2 separate regions of the Homo sapiens genome follow, and region 1 is linked to region 2. Evidence: chromatin loops called from intact Hi-C (ENCODE). Cell type or tissue: GM12878. All regions are shown on one strand. Links, peaks and the distances in the headings refer to the core of each region. The heading gives the core; the rest is flanking DNA. Region 1 overlaps MORN3 (MORN repeat containing 3). Region 2 overlaps KDM2B-DT (KDM2B divergent transcript).

What was found. Hi-C counts contacts between places; a loop is a spot of excess contacts. Peaks named below come from ENCODE experiments on the same cell type or tissue, not always from the same donor. Only the 100,000 strongest peaks of a DNase experiment are listed, where the experiment ranks them.
Region 1: a loop joins it to region 2, with 5 times the contacts of the local background. A loop is called at or near these places in 3 of 110 quality-filtered maps.

The regions. Positions count from the first base shown.
Region 1 is chr12:121,654,601-121,663,141 of GRCh38, reverse strand. MORN3 (MORN repeat containing 3) reads left to right here. Exons shown (of 6, transcript NM_173855.5): 2 at 3,794-3,951. Among named protein-coding and RNA genes, the nearest start is that of MORN3, 11 kb to the left of the region's middle. In GM12878, for the core only: no CTCF peak of the experiment used is centred there; a DNase peak (open chromatin) is centred at 4,031; H3K4me3 peaks cover 864 bases; H3K27ac peaks cover 1,000 bases.
Region 2 is chr12:121,587,418-121,595,958 of GRCh38, reverse strand. KDM2B-DT (KDM2B divergent transcript) reads right to left here. Exons shown (of 4, transcript NR_183427.1): 2 at 2,412-2,526; 3 at 405-535; 4 at 1-45. Among named protein-coding and RNA genes, the nearest start is that of KDM2B, 11 kb to the right of the region's middle. RefSeq lists enhancers at 3,370-4,185, 4,186-5,001. In GM12878, for the core only: no CTCF peak of the experiment used is centred there; DNase peaks (open chromatin) are centred at 4,858, 5,258 and 5,578; H3K4me3 peaks cover 805 bases; H3K27ac peaks cover 2,121 bases.

The DNA of each region.
Region 1 (8,541 bases), core at 292-8,291, 67 kb before region 2:
TTATTACCATTTTGTTTGTGTGTGGGGAGAACAATTAAGATCTATTCTCTTAGCAAATTTCAAGTACAGTATCCAATACACCAATACAGTATTAATATAGAACGATGCTGTACACCAGGTCTCCAGATCTTTGTTTTTGTTTTGTTTTGTCTTTTTGAGACGGAGTCCCGCTCTGTTGCCAGGCTGGAGGGCGGTGGTGCGATCTTGGATCACTGCAACCTCTGCCACCCGGGTTCAAATGATTCTCTTGCCTCCAACCTCCCAAGTAGCTGGGACTTTCACTATGTTGGCCAGGCTGTTCTTGAACTCCTGACCTCAGGTGATCTGCCCGCTTCAGCCTTCTAAAGTACTGAGATTACAGGTGTGAGCCATCATGCCCGGCGTTTTTTTTTTTTTTCAGTCTCACTCTTGCCCAGCCTGAAGTGCAGTGTTGCGATCTCGGCTCACTACAACCTCCGCCTCCTGGTTCAAGAGATTCTCCAGCCTTAGCCTCCCCAGTAGCTAGAATTACAGGTGCTCACCACCATGCCCAGCTAATTTTTGTATTTTTAGTAGAGACGGGGTTTCACCATGTTGGCCAGGATGGTCTCGATCTCCTGACCTCATCATCCGCCTGCCTCGGCCTCCCAAAGTGCTGGGATTACAGACACGAGCCACCGCACCCGACCTGTTTGTTTTGAGACAGTCTCGCTCTGTCGTCCAGGCTGGAGTGCAGTGGCGCAATCTCACTCACTGCAACCTCTGCCTCTGACGTTCAAGCAATTCTCCTACCTCAACCTACTGAGTAGCTGGGATTATAGGCATGCGCCACCACACCAGGCTAATTTGTGTATATTTAGTAGAGACAGGGCTTAACCATGTTGCCCAGGCTAGTCTTGAACTTCTAGCCTCAAGTGATTTACCTGCCTCAGCCTCCCAAATTGCTGGGATTATAGGAGTGAGCCACTGTGCCCAGCCTTAGGTCTCCAAATCTTGTACATCTTGTAACAAAAAGTATGCACCCTTTGACAGAACATCTCCACATTTTCCCCACCCCACCAGCCCCTGCTAATTGCTATTTTACTGTTTCTATGAGTTTGACTTTTTAGATTCCACATATAAGTAAAATCATGCAGTATTTGTCTTTCTCTGCTTGGCTTATTTCACTTGGCATAATGTCCTCCAGATTCATCCATGTTGTCACAAATGGCACGTTTTCTTTCTTTCTTCCCTTCCTTCCTTCCTCCCTTCCTCCCTTCCTCCCTCCCTCTCTCCTTCTCTTTCTTTCTTTCACAGTCTCACTCTGTCGCCCAAGCTGGAGTGCAGTGGCGCCATCTCAGCTCACTGCAACCTCCACCTCCCAGATTCAAGTGATTCTCCTACCTCAGCCTCCAGAGTAGCTGGGATTACAGGCAAGCACCACCACGCCCAGCTAATTTTTGTATTTTTAGTAGAGACCAGGTTTCACTATGTTGGCCAGGCTGGTCTCAAACTCCTGACCTCAAGTGATCAGCGCGCCTCGGCCTCCCAAACTGCTGGGTTACAGGCGTGAGCCACTGCGCCCAGCCCCCCCATAAGATATTCTTATACCCATTTTACAGCTGAGATATCTGAGGCTCAGAGAGACCCAAAGAATTAACTTACTTGGTCAAGGTCACAAAGCTCAGAGGGATAATGTTGAATTTGTTCCTGGGTTACCAAGGACCCAGACATGAATTGACCAATATTGGTACTCCACAAATATTTTATTCATCGTTTTGTTAAATATGTATTAAGCTCGGTGTACTGGTGTGTGCTTGTATTCCCAGCTCGTCGAGAGGCTGAGAAGGGAGAATCTCTTTAGCTCAAGAGTTCAAGACCAGCCTGGGTAACATAGCAAGACCCCATCTCTAAAAAGAAAGAAATGCCTGGTGTGGTGCCTCATGCCTGTAATCCCAATACTTTGGGAAGCCTAGGCAGGAGGACTGCTTGAGCCCAGTAGTTTGAGACCAGCCTGGGCAACATAGAGAGACTCTGCCTCTATAAAATTTTTTTAAAAAATTAGCCAGGTGTAGTGGCATGCACCTGTGGTCTCAGCTACTCAGGAGGCTGAGGCAGAAGGATCATTTGAGCCTGGGTGGTTGAGGCTGCAGCGAGCTGTGTACGTCAGCATAGCCAACACAGCCAGATCCTGTCTAAAAAAAAGAAAGAAAAAGGCCAGGCGCGGTGGCTCACGCCTGTAATCCTAGCACTTTGGGAAGCCGAGGCGGACAGATCACCTAAGGTCGGGAGTTCGAGACCAGCCTGACCAACATGGAGAGACCCCCGTCTCTACTGAAAATACAAAATTAGCCAGGCGTGCTGGTGCATTCCTGTAATCCCAGCTACTTGGGGGGATGAGGTGGAAGAATTGCTTGTACCTGAGAGGTGGAAGTTGCAGTGAGCCGAGATCGTGCCATTGCACTCCAGCCCAGGCAACGATAGCAAAACTCCGTCTTAAAAAAAAAAAAAAAGAAAGAAAGAAAGAAAAAAAAAGGCCGGGTGCGGTGGCTCATGCCTGCAATCCCAGTATTATGGGTGGCCAAGGCAGACGGATCACGATGTCAGGAGTTAGAGACCAGCCTGGCCAATATGGTAAAACCCCGTCTCTACTAAAAATACAAAAATTAGCTGGGCATGGTGGCGGGCACCTGTAATTCTAGCTACTGGGGTGGCTAAGGCAGGAGAATCTCTTGAACCAGGAGGCGGAGGTTGCAGTGAGCCGAGATCGCAACACTGCACTTCAGCCTGGGCAACACAGCAAGACTCTGTCTCAAAAAAAAAAAAAAGAAAGAAAGAAAGAAAAAAAAAGAGAAAACAGTAAATTAGCAGGTATTAGTCACCTACAACATGCCAGGAACAGTTTGTTTGTTTGTTTGTTTGATTTTGAGATGGAGTTTCGCTCGTCTCCCAGGCTGGAGTGCAATGACGTCATCTCGGCTCACTGCAACGACGTCATCTCGGCTCACTGCAACCCACGCCTCCCAGGTTCAAGAGATTCTCATGCCTCAGCTTCCTGAGTAGCTGGGATTACAGGCGCCTGCCACCACGCCTGGCTAATTTTTGTATTTTTAGTAGACACAGGGTTTCGCCATTTTGGTCAGGCTGGTCTCGAACTCCTGACCTCAGGTGATCCACCCGCCTCAGCCTCCCAAAGTGCTGGGATTACAGGCTCGAGCCACTGCACCCAGCCTCCAGGCACAGTTTTTCAGTGCAGGGAACAAAACAGACCAAAGTCTGTGCCCTCCTGCAGCTCACATTCTCCTGGAAAAGACAGGCATGCGACACTAATCAACAAATAAGAGAATTACCTCTGGCCGGACGCAGTGGCTCACGCCTGTAATCCCAGCACTTTGGGAGACCGAGGTGGGCATATCACTTGAGGTCAGGAGTTTCAGACCTGCCTGGCCAACATGGAACCCCATCTTTACTAAAACACAAAATTAGCTAAGTGTGTTGGCGCACACCTGTAGTCCTAGCTACTCTGGAGGCTGAGGCAGGAGTATCTCCTGAACCCGGGAGGCAGAGGTTGCAGTGAGCTGAGATCGCGCCACTGCACTCCAGCCTGGGCGACAGAGTGAGACACTGCCTCAAAAAAAAAAAAGAAAGAAAGAAAGAAAGAAAGAAATGGAACTTTCCTGGCCTTCTCCTGGGTACTTGGTGTCTAGGATGATGCGCAGAGCCTGTCCCAGCTCTCTAGATTCGTCTAGTTGGGGGCCCCTGAGGCTCAGGCAGGCACACCACCCCCACCCCCCGGCGGCCATGTCTGCAGCATTGCCCATCTGTGTGTCACCAGGGAAAGGAACACAGGTCTGGAAGAAGAAAGGAGCCATCTATGAGGGGGACTGGAAGTTTGGGAAGCGAGACGGCTACGGCACCCTCAGCCTTCCTGACCAACAGACAGGAAAGTGCAGGAGAGTCTACTCAGGCTGGTGGAAAGGTGATAAGAAATCGGTGAGCAGGCCTGCCAGCCGGGGTGTGTGTGTGTGTGTGTGTGTGTGTGTGTGCGCGCGTGTGTGTTTAGGGGAAGCCGAGAGAGGCCTGGGAGAAAAGAGAGGGGAGGTCTACAGGGAGGAGGACAGGGTTGTGCTGCTCGTGGGAGAAGGAAGGGGTGGGGGAATTGCAAAGTTTCTCAGAACAAAACCCAGGAAACAGGAAGCAACAGAAGGCCAGGGAGGAGCCCACGAAACCCTGCGGTTGCGAGGAGCCAGCCAGGCTTGTGGGGACGAAGTCGCCTCCACCCTTTTCCCCCTCGTTTCCTGGCTTTCTTTTCCCCAGGTATCACTTTCTGAGAATCCCCTTTCTGCTGGGCCTGAATAAAAGGGAGGTAGGAAAAGTGGGAGCAAGAGAGCAGGGGACAGGAGAGGAGGGTCCCGGGGGGCCGAAGCCAGCCAGAGGCGCGTGCTCAGCCCGGAAACACCCAAGCTGGGCACAGGTTCCCTCCATCTACTCCCACAAGTGTGGAGGAATCCTCACCATCAGTCCCAGAGACACTAATAATAAACAGTATTGCAACTGAGCAACTGCTACTGTGAGCCTGAAACACATATTTAAAACTTTTTTTTTTTTTTTTTTTTTTGAGAGGGAGTCTCATCCTGCCGCCCAGGCTGGAGTGCAGTGGCGCCATCTTGGCTCACTGCGAGCTCCGCCTCCCGGGTTCACGCCATTCTCCTGCCTCAGCTTCCCAGGTTGCTGGGACTACAGGCGCCCGCCACCACGCCCGGCTAATTTTTTGTATTTTCAGTAAAGACGGGGTTTCACCGTGTTAGCCAGGATGGTCTCCATCCCCTGACCTCGTGATCCGCCCGCCTCGGCCTTCCAAAGTGCTGGGATTACAGGCGTGAGCCACCGCGCCCGGCCTGAAACACATTTAATATTCAGTTAACTCTCACAGCAACAGCTCATCATCATCATCATCTTCATGCCCATTTTATTGATAAGCAAACAAGCTCGAAGAGATGAGGTGTCTTGTAACTGCCCAAGGGGTTCACCTTGCCGGTGCCTGGCCTTGAGTTGTATTATTACTCAAATCAGTCTCCCCGAACATTCCAGCAGCAGAGTTTTTAAGGATAACTTGGTGGGTGGGGGAAAGACAGTGAACCAGGAGTGCTGATTGGTCAGAGATAAAATCATAGGGAGTCAAAGCTGTCTTCTTGCTCCCCAGACAGAGCCGATTCATCAAGACGGGAATTGCAATAGAGAAAGAGTAATTAACACAGAACTGGCTGTGTGGGAGACCTGAGTTTTATTATTATTATTATTAATTTATTTATTTTTTGAGATGGAGTTTCGCTCTTGTCGCCACGCTGGAGTGCAATGGTGTGATCTCGGCTCACCGCAACCTCCGCCTCCTGGGTTCAAGCGATTCTCCTGCCTCAGTCTCCCGAGTAGCTGGGATTACAGGCATGTGGTACCACACACTGCTAATTTTGTATTTTTAGTAGAGACAGAGTTTCTCCATATTGGCCAGGCTGGTCTCGAACTCCCGACCTCAGGTGATCCGCCAGCCTGGGCCTCCCAAAGTGCTAAGATTACGGGCATGAGCCACCGCGCCTGGCCCTGGGTTGTATTATTACTCAAATCAGTCTCCCGGAACATTCTGGCTGCAGAGTTTTTAAGGATAACTTGGTGGGTGGGGGAAAGAGTAAGCCAGGCGTGCTGATTGGTCAGAGATAAAATCACAGGGAGTCAAAGCTGTCTTCTTGCCCTGAGTCAGTTCCTAGGTGGGGAGCCACAAGATCACATAAATCAGTTTATTGATTTGGGTAGTGCCAGCTGATCCATCAAGTGCAAGGTCTGCAAAATATCTTAAGCATTGATCTTAGGAGCAGTTTAGTGAGGATCAGAATCTTGTAGCTTCCAGCTGCATGACTCCTAAACCATAATTTATAATCTTGTAGCTAATGTTAATCCTACAAAGGCAATCTAGTCCCCAGGCAAGAAGGAGGTCTTCGGGAAAGGGCTGTTACTGTCTTTGTTTAAACTATAAACTATAAGTTTCTCCCAAAGTTAGTTCAGCTTAAGCCCAGGAATGGACATGGACAGCTTAGAGGTTAGAAGCAAGATGGAGTCAGTTAAATTAAATCTCTTTCACTGTCTCAGTCATAATTTTGCAAAGGCAGTTTCAGTCTTGCCTGGAGTCACACAGCTAGCAAGTGGTAGAGCCCAGGGTTTCATGTTCTCTGCTCCCAAATTGTTTATTGGCAAGTAGGAAGAGAAAGCCCTGAATAACCAATTTACGTAGAATATGGTATTAGGAGGGATGTTTTCACAGGGTGCCCAGAGGAAGGTCATCAAGCCCAGCCTAGAGAATTCAGGACAGAAGGCTAAGCACAATGGCTCACGCCTGTAATCCCAGCAATTTGGGAGGCAGACAGGGGTGTATCACTTGAGGTCAGGAGTTCGAGACTAGCCTGGCCAACATGGTGAAACCCCCGTCTCTACTAAATAAAAAACACAAAAAAAATTAGCCGGGCATAGTGGTGTGTACCTGTAGTCCCAGCTAGGGAGACGGAGACATTAGAATCGCTTGAAGCCAGGAGGCAGAGGTGGCAGTGAACCGAGATCACGCCACTGCACTTCAGCCTGGGCAACAGAGTGAGACTCCATCTCAAAATAAATAAATAAATAAATAAAACTATATAATAATAATAATTAGCTAGATGTTGTGGTGCACATCTGTAGTCCCAACTTTTCAAAAGGCTGAGGCAGGAGGATTGCTTGATCTCAGGAGGCTGAGGTTATAGTGAGCTATGGTGGTGCCACTACACTCCAGCCTGGACAACAGAGCAAGACTTGTCTCAAAAAGAGGGAATTCAGGGCAGGCTTCCTGTAGGAGGTGACACTAAAAGATGCTAGGAGTTAGCCAGGAAGAAAAAAAAGGGAGAAAGATGGGAGGCAAAAAAATAGCAAAGGGAACGAGATGTAAAACAGCAGAGTGTGTCTGCCCTGGGACAGGAGTGAGGAGAAGAGTTGCGGGGGCCCTCAGGGATATGTGGGAAATCAGGATTTTGAGGAGTAGACTTGGCTTCTCAACCCAACCTCCTCGGGTGTGATCTGCAAACAGACCTTGTTTCCCTGTGGTTGGACACTAAGTGTGGTGTTTTTTGTTTTTTGAGACGGAGTCTTTCTCTGTTGCCCAGGCTGGAGTACAGTGGCGCGATCTTGGCTCACTGCAAGCTCCGCCTCCTGGTTCACGGCCTTCTCCTGCCTCAGCCTCCCGAGTAGCTGGGACTACGGGCACCCACCACCACACCCAGCTAATTTTTTTGTATTTTTAGTAGAGACGGGTTTTCACCATGTTAGCCAGGATGGTCTCGATCTCCTGACCTTGTGATCCGCCTGCCTTGGCCTCCCAAAGTGCTGGGATTACAAGCGTGAGCCACAGCGCCCAGCCTAAGTGTGGTGTTTTTTGTTTGTTTGTTTGTTTGTTTTTTGAGACAGTCTTGCTCTGTTGCCCAGGTGGGAGTGCAATGGCACGATCTGGGCTCACTGCAACCTCCGACTCCTGGGTTCAAGCAATTCTTCTGCCTCAGCCTCCCAAGTAGCTAGTATTACAGGTGCCCACCACCACACTCAGCTAATTTTTTATATTTTTAATAGAGACAGGGTTTTGCCACGTTGGTCAGGCTGGTCTAAAACTCCTGACCTCAGGTGATCCATCTGCCTCGGCCTCCCAAAGTGCTGGGATTATAGGCGTAAGCCACCACGCCAGGCTAAGTATGGTGTTTATGTTCATTTTTCTGGGTCAAAATAAGAGTGGGAGGGGGGCGAGCATGATCAGATGGGCGATTTTTTTTTTTTTTGAGATAGCGTCTCACCCTGTCACCTAGGCTACCGTGCATTCTCAGCTCACTGCAACCTCCATCTCCCAGGTTCAAGTGATTCTCCTGCCTCAGCCTCCCCAGTAACTGGGATCACAGGCGCCGCCATCACGCCCAGCTAATTTTTTGTATTTTTGGTAGAGATGGGGTTTCACCATGTTGGCCAGGCTGGTCTCAAACTCCTGACCTCAAGTGATCCACCCACCTCAGCCTCCTAAAGTGAGCCGGTGAGCCACAGCGCCCAGCCTAGATGGGCGATTTAAAGAGTCCTCCGGCGCTGTAGGGGCTGCATGGCGCATGGTGTGGTGGGGATGAGAGAGGAGAGGGTGGGTCAGTAAGGAGGGAGTTTAATGACTGGCTGCATGGAGGCGCCAGCAGAGGGACAGAGAGAAACAGAGCATGGGGAGATCCTTCAAGACATTATCGGTGGGCACTATGGCTCACACCTGTAATCCCAGCACTTTGGGAGGCTGAGGCGGGCGGATCACTTGAAGTCAGGAGTTCAAGACCAGCCTGGCCAACATGGTGAAACCCTGTCTCTCCTAAAAATACAAAAATTAGCAGGGCGTGGTGATGCGTGTTTGTAATCCCAGCTTCTCGGGAGGCTGAGGCAGGAGAATCACTTGAACCCGGGGGACGGAGGTTACAGTGAGCCGAGATCACATCACTGCACTCCAGCCTGGGTGACAGAGTGGATCTCTGTCTAAAAACAAACAAACAA
Region 2 (8,541 bases), core at 335-8,334:
AGGACCCATCCTGCAATCGTTCTTGGCTGTGTTCCTACCCAGTGCCTAGGATGGAGGTGAAGACAAAAAGAGCATCAGGCTTTCTCTCAAGAGCTTGAGACCTGGCAAGCGGGTAGGTCAATCCCTGTGAGCAGAGGACTCCCTAAAGCCCTTGCGATGCATCCATGAGGTGCCCAGAGCAGACATTGAGGAATCACCTTGGGAGAAGCGGATGCAGAGGCTGGAGTCGAAGCTCAGGCTGATGAATCGATTCCAGAGATCAGGAGCAGAAGGCAAAGTCCCCGTAGGATCTTCTGGGACTATTGGTGGCTCCCAGGCCCACCAGTCCTGGCTCTACTCCCCTTCAGCCCTCTTATCTCCAGCCTTTAGGCCTTCAGGTAGGGAGACCCAACGACGCTAGTTACCTAATAATTAGCCACAGCCGCCGGGCGCGGTGGCTCACGCCTATAATCCCAGCACTTTGGGAGGCCGAGGCGGGCGGATCACGAGGTCAGTAGATCGAGATCATCCTGGCTAGCACGGTGAAACCCCGTATCTATTAAAAATACAAAAAATTAGCCGGGCGTGGTGGCGGGCGCCTGTAGTCCCAGCTCCTTGGGAGGCTGAGGCAGGAGAATGGCGTGAACCCGGGAGGCGGAGCTTGCAGTGAGCCAAGATGGCGCTACTGCACTCGAGCCTGGGCGACAGAGCAAGACTCCGTCTCAATAAATAAATAAATAAATAGATAGATAAATAAATAAAAATAAAATAATTAGGCACAGCCTAGCAGTGAGGAAGCTAGAGTCACATGCAAACAGCGGCCCCTCCTCTACCCGGCATCATGAGCTAGGGGTGCCTCCCAGACTGCTGGCTGGTGGCGGTGGAGGGGACGCAGGGTACGCGTTTTTAGGCCTCAGCTGCGAGCAATGATGGCTGGTCCCCATGACTCAGTTTGTGTGCAACAGGTGTCATGAATAAGGGTGGCAGTGTGGAATAGAGTGGGTAAGGGTCTGGACTTTGGAGCTAGAAAGGTGTTCCCGCCTCGCCAAGGCACACCAACGTATTTTTTATACCTCTAAGAAACTTGGTATCTTTTTTTTTTGGAGACGGAGTCTTGCCTCTGTCACCCAGGCTGGAGTGCAGTGGCATGATCTCAGCTCACTGCACCTCCGCCTGTTGGGTTCAAGCAATTCTGCTTCAACCTTCCGAGTAGCTGGAACTACAAGCGCACACTGCGACCCCTGGCTAATTTTTTGTGTTTTAGTAGACACGGGGTTTCACCATGTTACCCAGGCTGGTCTCAAACTCCTGAGTTCAGGCAATCTGCTCGTCTTGGCCTCCCAAAGTGCTAGGATTACAGGCGTGAGCCAGTGTGTCAGGACTTTTTTTTTTTTGAGACACAGTTTCACTCTGTCACCCAGGCTGGAGTGCAGCTGCGCCATCTCGGCTCACTGCAACCTTAACCTTCCGGGTTCAAGCGATTCTCCTGCCTCGGCCTCCTGAGTAGCTGGGACTACAGGTGCCCACCACAATGCCCGGCTAATTTTTGTATTTTTAGTAGAGATAGGGTTTCACCATGTTGGCAAGGCTGGTCTCAAACTCCTGACTTCAGGTGATCTGCCTGCCTTGGCCTCCCAAAGTGCTGGGATTACAGGCATGAGCCACCGCACCCAGCCGGTATCTTGTTCAAAGAGGTACACTTTAAGGATAGTTGATCAAGCTGAAAATATACATAGTTTTGGAGGTTGAGGAATTCATTCATTCAACAAACATTCGTTGAGTATGTTTTATGAGCTGGGTCCTAGGACCTGAAAATAAACAGTGAAGAGGCCGGGTGCAGTGGCTCACACCTGTAATCCCAGCACTTTGGGAGGCTGAGGCGGGTGGATCACGAGGTCAGGAGATCGAGACCAACTTGGCTAACACGGTGAAACCCCGTCTGTACTAAAAATACAAAAAATTAGCCGGGTGTGATGGTGGGCGCCTGTGGTCCTAGCTACTGGGGAGGCTGAGGCAGGAGAATGGCGTGAACCCGGGAGGTGGAGCTTGCAGTGAGCCGAGATTGGTGCCACTGCACTCCAGCCTGGGCGACAGAGCGAGACTCTGTCTCAAAATAAATAAATAAATAAATAAATAAATAAATAAAATAGTGAAGAGGACGAACAAGGTTGGTCTCCTCAGACTCCTCAGAGACTTTTCCTTTTTTTTTTTTTTTTTTTTTAACAGAGACAGGGCCTAATTATGTTGCCTAGGCTGTTCTCAAACTTCTGGGCTCTCAAGTGAGCCTCCTGCCTTGGCCTCCTGTAGTGCTGGGATTAGACGGGGAATTTTCCTTTTATTGAGTGGTGTTAGACTGTGGACACGTGAGTAGTCTATTAGTTGTGACAGGTGTTCTGAATGAGAGTTTTGCGTGAGAGTAGAGGTAAACTCACCTGCTCTCAATCTGTAAGGGAGCCATCTCAGAATTTTCTCTCTTCAGGCTGGGGATGAGAGCCAACGTCTTCATTTCAGAACATCTCAGCCGCATCAGGGGGATCGTCACACTCTCTGCCATGAATAGGTGACGCGGGATGAAGAGGAGAGTTTCCTATCAAGGCTGCTGTGTTTTGTTTTTGTTTTGTAGATATGGGGTTTCACCATGTTGCCCAGGCTGGTCTCTAACTCCTGGGCTCAAGGGATCCACCCGCTTTGACCTCCCAAATTGTTGGGATTACAGGTATGAGCCACAGTGCCTGCCTAAGGTTGCTTTCTGTGTGAATCAAGGAGGCATTCAATAAATAGTTGTGGGATTAATGAATGTCATTTCAAGGAGGGTTAAAAGCCATGGACACCATCTGTAAAGGGTATTATAATTTGGTTATCCAGGAAAACAGAAAATTTCAGCAGTTATTTGAGATTTCCAGAAGGGTGAGTAGTTTTGGGATTTGGGGAGAAGGAATTGGGGTGCTGGGTTTCCATTCAACAAGTATGTTTTCCAGCCTGGCCAACACGGCAAAACCTCGTCTCTACTAAAAATACAAATATTACCTGGGTGTGGCGGTGGGTGCCTGTAATCCCAGCTACTTGGGAGGCCGAGGCAGGAGGATCGCTTGAACTCCGGAGGCAAGGCAGAGGTTGCAGTGAGCCAAGGTCGCACCACTGCACTCCATCCTGGGCGACAGAGTGAGACTCCGTCTCAAAAAAATAAAATAATAAAAAAAAAACCACAAGTATTTTTAGAGAACATGCAGGCACTTTGCTAGAGCTATATCCATGAATGAGACAGACCAGGTACTGCCCTCCAGGGCTTACAGTCTGGTGAAGGCACAGGCAACAGTAAGATGATGTGGTAATTACTGGGAGGGGGCAGGAAAGAGAGAGAGCAAAGCAGATTCCAGGAGAAACAGGAGGGAAGAAGGGCTGCGGGAATAGACTGGCATATGCAAAGGTCTAGAGGAGGAAAGAGCAGGTTTAGTCAAAGAACTCAAAATAGTTCAGCACGGTCAGACTTTGGAGTCTGGTGAGGGACAGGATGTACAAGCAAGGGGACTCAATCCATACATTCCAGGCAGGCTTCCCCAAGGCGTTCCCCTTGGGGAAAAGCTAAATTTGCCCAATCCACAGCTAGCTGTCATCGTTCTGGAGCCCAGGAGGTCAACCTCATTTTAATTAAGACACACCATTTATTGAGTCCTGTTATAGAACATTGGCTCATTCAATTGTCGGGTAACTATTTTATTATTATTATTTTTTGAGATGGAGTTTTGCTCTTGTTGCTCAGGCTGGAGTGTAATGGTGTGATTTTGGCTCACCGCAACCTTCACCTCTCGGGTTCAAGCGATTCTCCTGCCTCAGCCTCCCAAGTAGCTGGGATTGCAGGCATGCGCCACCATGCCTGGCTAATTTTGTATTTTCAGTAGAGACGGGGTTTCTCCATGTTAGTCAGGCTTGTCTCGAACTCCCGACCTCAGGTGATCTGCCTGCCTTGGCCTCCCAAAGTGCTGGAATTACAGACATGAGACACCTCGCCCGGCCTATTTTTCTTTTTCTTTCTTTCTTTCTTTCTTTCTTTTTTTGAGACGTAGTCTTGCTGTCACCCAGGCTGGAGTGCAGTAGCACGATCTAGGCTCTGCAACCTCCGCCTCCCAGGTTCAAGCATTTCTCTTGCCTCAGCCTCCCAAGTAGCTGAGATTGCAGGCATGAGCCACCATGCCCAGCTAAGTTTTATGTTTTTAGTAGAGATGGGGCTTCCCCATGTTGGCCAAGTTGGTCTCAAACTCCTGACTTCAGGGGATCTGCCTGCCTCGGCCTCCCAAAGTGCTGGGATTACAGGTGTGAGCCATCGCGCCTTGACCCTCTGGTAACTTTTTTTTTTTTGAGATGGAGTCTCGCTCTGTCACCCAGGCTGGAGTGCAGTGGCGAGATCTCGGCTCACTGCAAGCTCCGCCTCCTGGGTTCACGCCATTCTCCTGCCTCAGCCTCCTGAGTAGCTGGGACTACAGGTGCCAGCCACCACGCCCTGCTAATTTTTTGTAGAGATGGGGTTTCACCGTGTTCGCCAGGATGGTCTCCATCTCCTGACCTTGTGATCCGCCCACCTCAGCCTCCCAAAGTGCTGGGATTACAGGCGTGAGCCACTGCGCCCGGCCTCCTCTGGTAACTTTCATGTGACCCCATTTTACAGATGAGAAAACTGAGACTTAAGTTTGGACACTTTGTCCTAGGTCATGCAGCTGACTACATTTAGGAACTGCGAATGTTCATTTATGTAAATACTTCTGCTTTAGCAGTGCCTCTTCCATGAGGTAATGTGTGTAAAAGCTTTCTTGTAGTAGAGCCATATAAACACGAAGCATTGTTATTCATTTTGCTGGACTTTTGGCTCCATCCAGTTCAGCCTGCAGCATTTAGGGAGTCCAGGAAGGGGTGAGGGCAGTAATTAAAGCCTAAAGGCCCAATGGCCTGTCGGAATTCCCTGTCTATTCTGGTTCCCTCTCCGAGGCACCTCCAGATTTTATCTTCTACCAAATAGAGAGTTTGTTTCTCAGAAGTTGCAGGATGTGGGCGGTTATATAAAAAAAAAAAAAAAAAAAAAAAAAAAAGCAGCATCAACAACTACAAAAACCCCAGCAGCAGCCTAAACACAAAAGAGTCTGAATTTTGAACAAAGGGCAGGGTGAGACCTGAAAGTAAACGCTGACACATCCTCTCCCCAGCTGTGAACTGGGGGTCTGAGGGCTGCAGCAAAGGTCATCTGTCTCTATCTTTAGGCAGGAAATGCAATTCAATCCTCCCAGTGACTGATCACTTCGCAAGATTAATGGAATCATCTCCAACACTGGTCCCTGTTCCAACAGCACAAAAAGTGAATCAACCTTCTCACTTACTCAGCGAGGTCAGCGGATTCCCCGTTCTAAAAGTTCAAAACTTTTCTCCAGGAAATTTGTCCTTGACTATTCCTTTGTGGGGCGAAATCCTGCTTTCTGGGCTAAGACTGAAATGTGGTATTTGAAAGTCCGGGGACTTTTGTAGGCTTTTCATCTGTTACTACTTCAACTTTAAAATAAAATAAATGCAAAAGGCCTGATTTTCCCTGAAAGGGTTAATTGCCAGCCCTCTGAGCCCTCCCTCGGGGATCGTCAACCAATCACAATTGAGTATGATGAAGTAATGCTTAGATTTTTATTTCCATTGGTTAAAGTACTTGTCCATCAATCCAAAGAGGCAATTTTTTTTTTTTTTTTTCTTTTTTTTCTTTTTTGTTTTTTTGAGACAGAGTCTCGCTCTGTTGCCCAGGCTGGAGTGCAGTGGCGCGATCTCGGCTCACCACAACCTCCGCCTCTCGGGTACAAGCGATCTTCCTGCCTCAGCCCCGCTAGTAGCTGTGATTACAGGCACGCGCCACCACGCCCGGTTAATTTTTGTATTTTTAGTAGAGGGGGGGTTTCACCATGTTGGCCAGGCTGGTCTCAAACTTCTGACCTCAGGTGATCCACACGCCTCGGCCTCCCAAAGTGATGGGATTACAGGCGTGAGCCACCGCGCCCGCCCTAAAAAGACAAGTTTTTTAAAGAATCTTTGAACTTTCGTGACTCTTCCTGGCATTAACCCCTTAATTAACTCACCTGTTATATTCAGTGTTCCTTTCAACCCTCACAGTGGAAGAGACAGATTATAAAATGAAGAATTCGCTGGGCGCGGTGGCACACGCCTGTAGTCCCAGCACTTTGGGAGGCCGAGGCGGGTGCATCCACCTGAGGTCTGGAGTTCGAGAGCAGCCTGGCCAACATGGTGAAACCCTGCCTCTACTAAAAACACAAAAATGAGCCAGGCATGGTGGTGGGCACCTGTAATCCCAGCTACTCAGGAGGCTGAGACAGGAGAATAGCTTGTACCCGGCAGGTGGAGGTTGCAGTGAGCCGAGATCGTGGCATTGCACTCCAGCCTGGGCGACAGAGCAAGACTCCGTCTCTAAATAAATAAATAAAATGAAGAATTCTAGAGAGAAACTGAAGTCTTCCCCAAATGGCCAAGGCTTGACAGTCTATATGCATGCATTTTGGTCTTCCTTAGTCTTTTTACTCAATCTACAAAAGACTGAGGAATAAAAAGAAAAGGTCTTTGGAGACCCCAATCACGTTCTTTTTTTTTTTTTCTTTTTTTTTTTTTTTTTGAGATAAAATTTCACTCTTGTCGCCCAGGCTGGAGTACAGTGGTAGAATCTCGGCTCACTGCAACCTCCGCCTCCCAGGTTCACGGGGTTCTCCTGTCTCAGCCTCCTGAAGTAGCTGGGATTACAGGTGCCCGCCACCATGCCGAGCTAATTTTTTTGTATTTTTTTTTTAGTAGAGACAGGGTTTCACCATGTTGGCCAGGCTGGTCTTGAACTCCTGACCTCAGGTGATCCACCCGCCTCGGCCTCCCAAAGTGCTAGGATTATAGGCGTGAGCCACCGCGCCCGGCCTGGAGACCCCAATCACTTTAACAGAAATAGTATGGTCTGTTATCCTCCCAGATTAAGACTATTTCCCAAGTAAGAATATTTGTTTCAGGAGCCTGGCGCATTGGCTCACGCCTGTAATCCCAGCACTTTGGGAGACAGAGGCAGGCGGATTACCTGAGGTCAGGAGTTCGAGATCAGCCTGGCTAATGTGGTGAAACCCTGTCTCTACTAAAAATACAAAATTAGCTGGGCATGGTGGCACACGCCTGTAATCCCAGCTACTCCGGAGGCTGAGGCAGGAGGAGGCTGAGGCAAGAGAATCGCTTGAACCCGGGAGGTGGAGGTTGCAGTGAGCCGGGATCATGTCACTGTAGTCCAACCTGGGCGACAGTGAGTCTCCGTCATAAAAAAAAAAAAAAAAAGAATATTTGTTTTAAATTGCAAAACTCATACAAATATGGCAAATCTCTAACATTTGCCAACACTGGATGCTGGATACACGAGTCTTTATTTATTTTATTAATTTTTTTTGAGAGGGAGTCTCACTCTGTTGCCCAGGCTGAAGTGCAGTGGCACCATCTCGGGTCACTGCAACCTCTGCCTCCTGAGTCAAGCGATTCTCCTGCCTCAGCCTCCTGAGTAGCTGAGATTACAGATGTAACCACACCTGGCCAATTTGTGTATTTTTAGTAGAGACGGGGCTTTGCCATGGTGCCCAGGCTGGTCTCGAACCCCTGACCTCAGGTGATCTGCCTGCCTGAGCCTCCCAAAATGTTAGGATTATACGCGTGAGCCACTGCACTAGGCCCTCTTTATTTATTTTATAACTTTCATTATGTTTGAAATATTTGACAAATGTAAAAGGTCAAAATTGTTGTTAAAGACGCAAATAATATATAAATATAACCCCGTTAAAATTTTCTCCCCTCCTGTGAGGGAATCAAAGGTAGTGGTTTGCCGCGCAATTCCAAGCCTTTCTTTTTTTTTTTTTTGAGATGGAGTCTTGCTCCCGTTGGGCAGGCTGAAGTGCAGTGGCATGATCTCGGCTCATTGCAACTTCTACCTCCCAGGTTCAAGCGATTCTCCTTCCTCAGCCTCTCAAGTAGCTGGGATTACAGGCGAGCGCCACCACGCCCAGCTAATTTTTGTATCTTTAGTAGAGACAGGGTTTCGCCATGTTGGCCAGACTGGTCTCGAACTCCTGACCTCAGGTGATCCATCTGCCTCAGCCTCCCAAAGTGCTAGGATTACAGGAGTGAGCCACCGTGCCCAGTCTCCAAGCCTTTCTTATCTTTTTTTTTTTTTGGTGGGGGGGCACACATATATATATACAAATATTACTATAAATAGCTTGTTTTGACATAAATGGGTCATAATATACACTTTACTCTGTGACTTTTTAAAACCAATCGAATTTTCTATCACAACACTCAGATTTATGTAACACTTAAATAATACTTTTTTTCTTTTTCTTTTCTTTTTTTTTTTTTTTGAGACGAAGTTTCGCTCTTGTTGTCTAGGCCCCTGGGGTGCAATGGTGCGATCTCGGATCACTGCAACCTCTGACTCCCGGGTTCCAGCGATTCTCCTGTCTTAACCTCCCGAGTAGCTGGGATTACAGGCACATGCCGCCACGCCCA